Regions from separate parts of the Homo sapiens genome. Here region 2 is linked to region 1. A link is an interaction called in ENCODE POLR2A ChIA-PET data of the cell type or tissue named here. Cell type or tissue: GM12878. All regions are shown on one strand. Region 1 has its middle 37 kb from the start of WIPF1. Region 2 overlaps WIPF1 (WAS/WASL interacting protein family member 1).

Region 1 (5,000 bases):
CAACACGGTGAAACCCCGTATCTACTAAAAATACAATATTAGCCACGTGTGGTGATGCATGCCTGTAATCCCAGCTGCTTGGGAGGCTGAGGCAGGAGAATTGCTTGAACTCAGAAGGCAGGGGTTGCAGTGAGCCGAGACGGTGCCACTGCACTTCAACCTAGGCGACAAGAGCAAAACTCCATCTCAAAAAAAAAAAAAAAAAAAAAAAAAAAGACATCAGGCCCATCTGGAAAGTATTCTAACAAAATAAAAAGATAAAAAGTCCCTTTCTACTGTGAGCAGCAGATTTGCAGAATATAAAACTTCTGAAACAGCAAGGCTGTATAGCCAACTAACAAAGCAAAACAAAACTGAAAGAAGAGCTCCTTCGAGGGATGTCCAGCCACTGCTAAGTTGTAAGCCTCTTCCTGGGGCTCAAGGGCAGTACCAGGTACAAGAGGCCTTCCTACTGCAGTTCCCAAGTGCGTGTCTCCTACAGGCATTTGTGCAAAGGGCTCCAACCAGTGATAAATCCAATCTTCCCTCCATCCCTCCAAACCTGATAACAATGTGGGCTGGCTCTGTCAGAGCTAGCACGGGGTTTCTGAAACCACTAGGGCTGATATGTCCAGCTTAGAATCTTCTCTTATTCTCTGTCAGCTTTGTCTCCATTTTCTTGTACAACTTGGTGGTAAAATATGAAAAAAATGTGGCAATTGGAGGACAGAATCAACCATGATTTTTCTCTTTCATCACTGTTCTAGTTATTTGGCATTACTAGGATATAAACAAGTTGAGTCCACGAGCCCCTCACCCCTTCGTTGTTTATCATACAGACACATTTTACAACACTTTGGGCTAGAATGAAGACATGAAACAGGAAGTTCCTGATCTTGCTCTCCTCTCCTCCTTATCCTCCCTGTCTCAGTTAACACAATAACACAGTCAAAGATGCCGTCTAGTATGTTTCCCAAAAACACCCAGAAAGAGTTCAGCAGCCTCTCTGGCTAACCTGTCCTAGAGCTGCACAGCAGTCCAATAATGTAGGAACTTCCTTCTCTTAACTTGGATTTGAGACGTTTTCTTTTTCCACATACAGGTCTGAAAGCAGCAGGCCACTGCGTAATTAAACTGTCCCTCATTGGCCTCAGGAAGAATAATCTTGGGCCCTTTCTATGTTTCTGGACGGCTGCTTCCCAACCCTCTAGCCGTCTTTCTGGCTCTTTTGCAGACTCTTCTCTAGGAAGCACAAGGCTGAAGACATAAAGCTCTGGCAACCGTCACACCTCACGGCCTCTTCACGGCCTGCTGGGCTTTGCTCTGGGCTGTGCCTGCTCCTTAAACTCTGGTGCCGGGAAAAGGATTTCCTCGTCTCATATTCAAGCTGTCCCTACTGCTGCTTCTCTACTCCTGTTTTGTGTTAGTAAAAGAAGGAAGGAAAGAAAAGGGGGAAGGAGGACAGTAGAAAAAATAAAAAAAGGAAACTTAAGAATTTATAATGACATACTATTTTAACATGAAATACAAGCCAAAAGATGAGTTTTATGAGATGAAAACCCCACAAAACAACAAACTTTTGCATATAACCTCGCAAGCACGTTTTTATGCACAGTATTTCTGTATTTTCTAACACCCTTTGAATGCCCCACAGATGTCTGCAAACACAGGCTGATCTGTCCCGTTTCACATTTACATTAACAGGTAAAAATGACAAGAGGCCTAGCTGAATTCCACGAAATAAGTTATTTAAAGAACATCCGAAGTTTTGTTCTTTCAGAAGCAGAGAAGTTCTAAACAGGGAAGCAAGAGATTCTGAGAATTTCATTTTCACCATAATGGCTCAGCGTTTGTTCCTCTAACAACGTGCAGTTAACAGCTGTGCGCTGGCTCTTACATTCAAAGCCAAAAAGCAAGTTCTTCACATTAAAGAAATCGTTAAAGACAGTTCAAGGAAAGAGAATTAGGTATTTTAGAGTGGCTACGAAAAGTTTTCCAGGGGGCAAAAAGCACTAACCTGTATTGTTTTAATCTGCTGAAAACAACCAACTTCTCGAGTTCCCCTGCTGTCTTCTAGCCAGTTTCCTGTAAATGTTGCATGTGACATTATACTTCCTCACTGCACCTTCTTTGACTCGCCTCCCTAACCGGTCAGAGGCATGTGATAAGATCAATTTGCTGCTTGCTTCACATGGGGGTAACCCTGTGTCTGCAGAAATGATTGTCTCCCCCAGCTTCTTTCAGGTGTTCCCAGGACACAGGTAAAGAGGAGATAAGCCAGGGGGAAGTCATGCCTGGACTCCAGGCACTCCTGACTCCAAAGGAACCTGAAGGGGGAAGGGAGAGACAGTCTTGAGCCCCAGGGTCACCTATCTTGAGACTGGAGTTCAGCAGCTGAGAAGGGGCAGAGCGCTCACAGAGGAGCCTGGGGCTTGGGTGCTCTGCTGTCATTAGGACAGCCCCTGGGACTGCCACCCTCAGGGCAGCTGAGGAAGGGCCCTCGACAGTGCTGCACCCAGGATGTCCCCACACTCCTCTCTGGAGGGCACCAACATCAAGGGAACACACTCAGGCCTTGGTTCATATTTCTGGATCCTGCAGCAACCATGGCTACACACCCTGAATTTCCTGGGACTCTCTCAAGTTCACATGTGGTCATGCTGTCAGACAGTGTGCCCCAATTGTTGGTTCGGAAAACAAAACCACTGTATTCTCAGCCTTCCAGGGCTAAATAACTGGGAGACATTTCCCTCCTGCTGACCTCCAAAATATGCCAGCATTTTGGTTTCCCTTGAAAGGGCTGGGCATCATCTTCCTCCAGGATGGTGCTGGGTTCCTGGCAGCGTGTGAGTCCTGGCCATGGGGGCTCTGATGGTGGCCTGACAAGAGCACCAGAAGAGTGCCGGCTGTGACCCTCTCTGCCCTGTACAGCTAGAGAGGCTGGAGGAGAGCTGGAGCAGGGACTAAGCAACAAGCCCAAGGGCACCATATCTAGCTTTCTTGTTCTACTCACTGGTGCCTTCTGTTTGTTTTTTTTTTTTTTTTTTTTTTTTTGTGATTCTCTCAGCCATCAGGAGGGTCCAAACATACTGGAATTTGTGGATATAGGAAGTGGTGGTGTGTGGGAGTCAAATGATCTCCTGGACCAAGGGGAATATTCCACAATTTATAAGACTTGACTCTGCAAAAACCCCAAAGTTGCTTCTATTTGGCTACCCTGGCATGATTATTTTTAAAAAAATGCTTTTAAATGGATTTTTTTGTTTGTTTTTTAGAAAGGTAACTGTAGACATATTCCAAGTCTTGAAAATATTACCCTATAATTCCCCGATGAAGTTTTCCATGGGAGAATACCGAGTAAGGAAACCAGTCCTGGGACTCAGAACTGTGGACAACAGTAAAACCCTGAAGTCTCACCACATGATTGCACTTCTGGCTTTGAAAACACACATAACTGTTTTTACCATTTTGACAGTTGATGGCTGGTTTTCTGATTGAAATGACATTTAGATTAGACAGTTGAGTCAAAATGGCTGTCCAAGCTATAGTAGACATGGCATTAACTTTAACATAGGAATAATGGTACAATTTTGCCATCTTGGAGTCAGAAATTGTAAGAACTTTGGAAAAACAAAATACTACATAGATGAAAAATGATGATGACTCAATTTGAATGTATTTAGAAGTCTCACATTCTGGGTTAAGCTGCCAGTTCCATTTTTCAACTAAGCAGCTGCATATGTTCTGCTTAAGCCGTGTTCTGTGTGGAATTTTTAAAGGCCTTAATAAAATGCTTTATAATTTTCCATGAAAATCCCTAACCTGGCTTTCTGTCCATGATTTTTTTTTTCTGGTTAGGCATTTAAAAATTTTAATATACTTTATATTTCAGAACAGTTACAGATTTACAGAAAAACTGAGAAGACAGTACAGAGTTCCCATAAATCCTACGCCCAGTCTCCCCTATTATTAACTTCTTAAATTTAGTATGATACATAAGTACCAATTAATAAACCAATAGTGATACATAATTATTAACTAAAGTCCACAGTTTATTCAGATGTCCTTAGTTCTTACCTGCTGTCCTTTATCTGTTCCAGGAGCCCATCCAGGACTCCACATTACATTTAGTCGTCGTGTTTCTTACGCTCCACTTGGCTGTGATGGTTTCTCAGGCTTTCCTTGTTTTTGACAACCATAACAGTTTTGAGAAATACTGGTCTGGTATTTTGTAGAATGTACCACAATTGGGCACACAAATGGGTGTTTTTCTCTTGGTAAGACTGGGGTTATGGGTTATTTGGAGGAGGATCACACAGATAAAGTGCCATTTTAGTCACATCGTATCAGATATATGTACTATCTACATGATTTAATACTGCTGGTGTTGCCCTTGATCACCTGGCTGAGGCAGTGCATGTCAGTTTTCTCCACTGTAAAGTTGCTCCCTGCTTCTCCCCACCTTTCCATATCATACTCTTTCGAAGAAAGTCCTTCAGGGTAGAGTGTCTATATAAATTATTTGGAATCCTTCTGCATGGAAGATGTCTCTTCTACATATTTATTAATGTATTCAATCATTTATTTATACCAGTATGGCTGAATGGATATTTATTTTATGCCTTGCATTTTAATTCAACAGTACTTTATTCTGTTGCTCAAATTGTTCCAGCTTCGGCCACTGGGAGCTCTTACCATTGGTTTCTGTGCTCCTTTGACATACTCCTATCAATTTTTTTTTTCTTTTTTGTTTTTAAGTACTTCCTCACTTTCCAGCACTACAAGATGCTCCAGGCTCACCATGTATAGTACCTCCCCAACTGTTTATGATTTTGGTTTCTTTTTTTGTTTTGTTTTGACAAAAGAATACAAAAATAAACTGATGGGCCTAAGAAATGTGTCTTCAATTTTAATTAGTTCTGCTCATATGTATTAATAAAAAATTTTGTTTAATTACATTCATAAAATTAGTCCTACCTACCTGGCCTCTACCAGCTGCAAAACACCATAATTCCAGTGGC
Region 2 (5,000 bases), 66 kb before region 1:
GTGGAGAGATTATGGATATATTTACATTTTCATGTAATGCTCTGTAAAGCTATGATTACAATACGTTTAAAAGATCAAGGCAGTTAAAGGGAGTTTTTGTTATAATTAATCAGACATTATGCCAATTTCAAAACTAGAAGGAATAGAAGATGGCTCTACTTGTGCTGTCTCAGGAAGATGAAAACAGAGGAAGACGTCCAAAGAAGTAAAATAATAAAATTTAATACTAGCAAACCACGGTATTTTGAGCTTGTAATGACACATTAAAATAACTGTTTCTCATATGCATTCTGGGCATCTGCAATTTCCTCACTGCCTGTGGAAGGGGAATTTACTAGAATGTAGATGGCTCCAAAGGGTTCTCTACCCCACTCCAGGCAAGAAGCCTGGACTTTCTATATAGCCCGAGTGTCACTCAGGCTACTCAAGCGTGAATCTTCAAAAACCTTGGCAGAAATACTCACTCCGGCTTTCGTTTCTTGCCAGTTTGCTGGGATAACTTTTGGTCGTTTGTACATATGGCTCTGGAGGTGGCAAATCGGAAATCGGATGGAAGTAGAATCTGCTTTCCCACTCATCTGGGAAGAGAAACAAGCAGTATCTTCAGTGACAGACAATGTGCTATGAAGACTTACGTAACGAAAGGCACAGAATGAAAGAGAGAGAGAACCACAGACATCAGTGCTAGTTTTTATGCCTAGAAGTTTACAGAAAAGCTGGAAGTGCTACAAAGGTCACGAATTAGTACACTGACATATATACAGGCCTGCAAATCAAAGCAAAGTGGTTTTAGTGAGAGTGATTAGGATCCAGCCAGTCCCTCTTAGGAGCTGGGGGCTAAGGTATGGGACACCTTTTTCCCCATTGATAACAATGGCAGAGATAGGCAACTTAGTATCTGCAGGCCGTCAGGCCTCTTACCTACAGTGAACTGTTTAGAAATGTACATAATAAGAAGCTATAAAAAGATTCTTTTCAGAATCCTGGAATCTCTGGAAAGTTAACTAAAATGAGACCCAAACAAAGAACAGATCAGGGAAAAATGATCCGCCTTTTTGGGAAGTGGGGAAGGGGGATTACTATTTTTAATTTGAAATCATGGTGGGCCTTAGAATGGTTAGATAGTTAGATCAGTGCAATGGAGTGTGATAATGATGGAACAAGAAATTAAACGCAAACAAGCAAACCACATATACAAACAGATTTACCATTTAGTTGCTGCCCTATAGCCCAGGGAGCTGGGACCACACCTCACCTTCACATGGAGAGTCTTGGAAGCCATTTCTAATAGATGTTGATGGTGGAGGTGGGGGAGGTGCCCCAGCACTGGGCCTATCAGGAGGAAGGGGAGGCCTGGGTCCACTCCTGGGACTGTCTACTCCACTCCTGGATGGCAACTGAGGGGTAGCAGGCAGGGCCCGAGATGTGCTGCCGTTTCTGCTTACTGGAGGAGGTGGTGGGAGGGGGCCTGGAGCAAAAAAAGACACTTAGTGCAGAACCTTACATCCACATTCCATTACCGTGGTCACCATTGGTGTACAGCTGATGAGGACTTGCTGGACACATGCCCTTTAATTAGGGTGATTTTCTAGGATATTTGGCTGAGAAATGAGTAAACACACAGAAACACAAAAATTGCACATGTGTACACATGTATATGCAAAACAAGTGCATACTGATAGCTAAATGGGTGTTTTGGCTTTGAATTAGCACTCAGATTGGAGATGGCACAGTGAAATTGAAAACAGGTGAAAATCTGTTTACACGGACAACCGTATATTTAAAAAAACATTTTATAATCCTTTAAAGAGCTATTGAACTAATTACTGTGACATGATGAAAGAATTTTTTTAAAAAGAATAAGATAGTTATGAAATTATTTTAGGTCTTCAGAAGAACAAAGTTCTTTAAATGCATAGTTTTGTTGTTAATTACAGAAGCATGTTTCTGTGATGTATATGATCTGTTTCCAGGCAGAAGTGGCATCAGGAAACCAAATACCAGTCATCCTGAGAGCAGTAAGAGTTTCTTCTTGGTTCTTCCTCTTTGGGGAGGCAGATAAACACAGGGAGTGACAAACAGCTAATCAACATCCATGGCTATAAATGCTAATGTGAATCTTGACCCTGAGCAAGCTGGTACCCTATGGAACTTGGTTTCCTAGCTGTAAAAGAGTGCCAGATGGTCACCTGTCTCACAGCACTGCTGCCAGGAAAAACTAGTGAAAATGCAAATAAAAAATACTATGTAAGTACTTGAAACCATTTTTTAAAAAAATGTAGCAGTATGGTATAACCATAAGTTTTTAAGTTTCTAAGAAAAATTCAAGGAAATTTTTTTGATAATACAAAAGAAAACCATCTTGCTTTTCCTATCCTCCAAATGCAGGGGCTATTTGAGTAGTAAGTAAATTAAAAAAAACAAAACCAAAAACTTGAGCATTTTCCAATGTAAATCAAAATGGCCTTAGTAATTATGCCTGCTCTTCAGCAGTGTGTTCCGCTTGTAAGATGCTGACATTTTATGTGAATACAATGTCTTAAGGTGCTATAAATAAATATCTTATTAGCTATAGATTCAGAATCCAATTAGGAACCTTAAACTGAACAACCTGCCCACTGCAGATATCCCTGACAGAAAGTCTTGGCTCCAACATTTTACAGAGGTGGGAGGCACTGCCCAGCCCTGATTGGTCTCTCAAGGAGTCTTCAGTGCCTCACCTGGGAGTGGTTATTTATTACCCTATCTGCTTGTCATTGCTGGAGTCCCAGGCAGCAAGAGTTGATTTACTGAGGAAAAGTGTCTCATTTGCTGTGGTTTTAACTTCATTGGTGATACCACCACACAACTGTCACTACATGCAAACTCAACTTCCAATATTATGGGGCCCTGTACTACGTAACTTCATCTCATTTTCTTTTTAAAGTAAATGGTCATGTTCATGTTCCTAACTCTCCAACCTTGTGGCACCCTGCTCCAAATCCTGGCAGGCACAATAGAAAAGAAAACAGATTTCTATTTCCCACTGGCAGAATAACAGAAATGATCATTTATTGAATATAACTATATGCCAGGAAATAAGATAACCACTATACATGCTTGTCTCATTTAATTCTTATAACAACTCTGAGAGGTACAGGGATAGGAGACAAGGCCTCAGAGGTTTTGGAAGCTTGAAAAGCTCATCAGAAGACTGAGTGGAGGAGCCAGGATCTGACTCCAAATCTATTAGATTCCAAGGCCCACTCCCCATAACACTGAAGCCAAACAACTCAGAATACACAGGGCCTTTGATGAACTCTCATACGCTCCTTGTGGGAATGTAAATTGGTAGGAAATTCCTGGAAGGCAATTTGGCAGTACCTATTGAAATCCATAGTTTACTATGCACACTCACTGACCCAGATATTCCACTTATAGGAATTAATCCAAAGGAAATACAGAGATGTGTACACATATTTTGCTACAAAAATATATCACTGCATTATCTGCAACAGGAAAAATCTAGAGATGGCCCATATGACCAAGTGAGGGGATTGGTTAAATAAATCAAGGTACATTTGTAGGATTTAATATTAGGTAGCTGTTACAAGTCAGGCTGTAGAATAATCATATCAGCAAACATTAATGAGATACTGTTAAATAAAAAGCAAATTAGCAAACAATATATGTAGTGGGATACCAAGTTTGTAAAAACATGCATTTTAAAAAGACTGAAAGGACACATTAAAAGAATGTTATCAATGATTATTTCTGGATAGTGGTGGTAGAAGGATTAATTTTAATTTTCTTTATATTTTTCAGTATTTCTATAATAAACAAGTATGACTTACGTAATCAAAAGAAATAATAAATGTTATATGTCAATGCCTGTCATATTTTGGGGAAGATTTAATCTGCTGACTCATCCATTTGGTAGGGCCATGGCACAATGGTTTCAAGGTGTGGTTCTCACATTCTGCTGCACACTATAATCACCAGGGAGCTTTTAAATATCCTGATTCCCAGTCTGCACCCCAGACCAATTATGCCAGAGACTCCGGGAAGGGACCCAGGCATTGGTGGTTTTTAAAGCTCCGCAGATGATTCCAGTACGTGAGCAAGTTTAAAGAATGGTGATTATGAGGTTCCTGAGGTCACAGGGTCAAAGGTCTCTTATCTCTGCGTAAAGGAAAAAAATGCCCCATTTCCAGACATAATAAGGTCTGTACGATGAGATTCAATTTTAAAAGTGGGTGGTTCTACTGAGTTCATCCATAACCACTATAAAACGCATCAAGTGAGCATATTCTACTAAAAATGCCTATTATAATTCGGAGAGGGCAAACTCTAGGCAATCCTCACATTTCCTTTCATACTCTGAAAGTTTGTCCCTCAGATCAAGGTTTCTCAACTGTGGATGGGGGCATTGGAAGGGTCTCAGATGGGCTTCAGCAGGCTCTTCAAGCCATGTGACAGCAGGCAAATTTTGAGTTTATGCCTGAGTATTTTTGTAAAGATAGTCTATACCTTTATTTGATTCTCCAAGGGATTTATGTACCAGAGATTACAAAGAGCAAAATGGACTTTTTAAACATTAGTCTTTAATGAATAGGGAAATGGCCTCAAAGCCTGGCGAATGAAGAGAGAAGTACAGGAGAAGTTCATTAGCTCTTGAAGAACTTCCCCTCTTGTTGGAATAACAGAGCCCTCCTGCGGGAGGTGGGGACTTATTTTCCCAATTAAGACCGCCGAAATTCTCTCTAGGGAGGCAGGGTAGTGGACTGGCAAGTACACTTCAGAGATGGAAGATGAAAGTTCTTGCCTCTTCTTTATTAACTAGCTCGTGACCATTTAACTTTATTAGCTACTCAGTGTCCTCATCTCTAAAACACCAACAGAAATATTGGTCCCACTTTCCCCCGGGGTTTACACGAGGTCACGATCACACGTGTCGTGTGCCACTTAAAAGCACAAAGCAGTCTGAGTTTACTTATGCCTGCTTTTGTTAGACTATCTTG

The links. ChIA-PET counts read pairs that join two places held together with the same protein. Peaks named below come from ENCODE experiments on the same cell type or tissue, not always from the same donor. Only the 100,000 strongest peaks of a DNase experiment are listed, where the experiment ranks them.
Region 2: POLR2A ChIA-PET joins it to region 1 with 6 read pairs; 6 of 35 experiments call an interaction of 5 or more read pairs at or near these places.

What each region holds. Positions count from the first base shown.
Region 1 is chr2:174,632,522-174,637,521 of GRCh38, forward strand. It overlaps a transcript of WIPF1 not described here. Among named protein-coding and RNA genes, the nearest start is that of WIPF1, 37 kb to the left of the region's middle. RefSeq lists enhancers at 385-524, 2,218-2,267, 2,278-2,367. In GM12878, a CTCF peak has its summit at 2,485; a DNase peak (open chromatin) is centred at 2,119; H3K4me3 peaks cover 2,963 bases; H3K27ac peaks cover 3,699 bases.
Region 2 is chr2:174,566,606-174,571,605 of GRCh38, forward strand. It overlaps WIPF1 (WAS/WASL interacting protein family member 1), which reads right to left. Exons shown (of 8, transcript NM_001375834.1): 6 at 1,256-1,468; 7 at 465-578. Among named protein-coding and RNA genes, the nearest start is that of WIPF1-AS1, 6.1 kb to the right of the region's middle. In GM12878, no CTCF peak of the experiment used is centred here; no DNase peak of the experiment used is centred here; H3K27ac peaks cover 188 bases.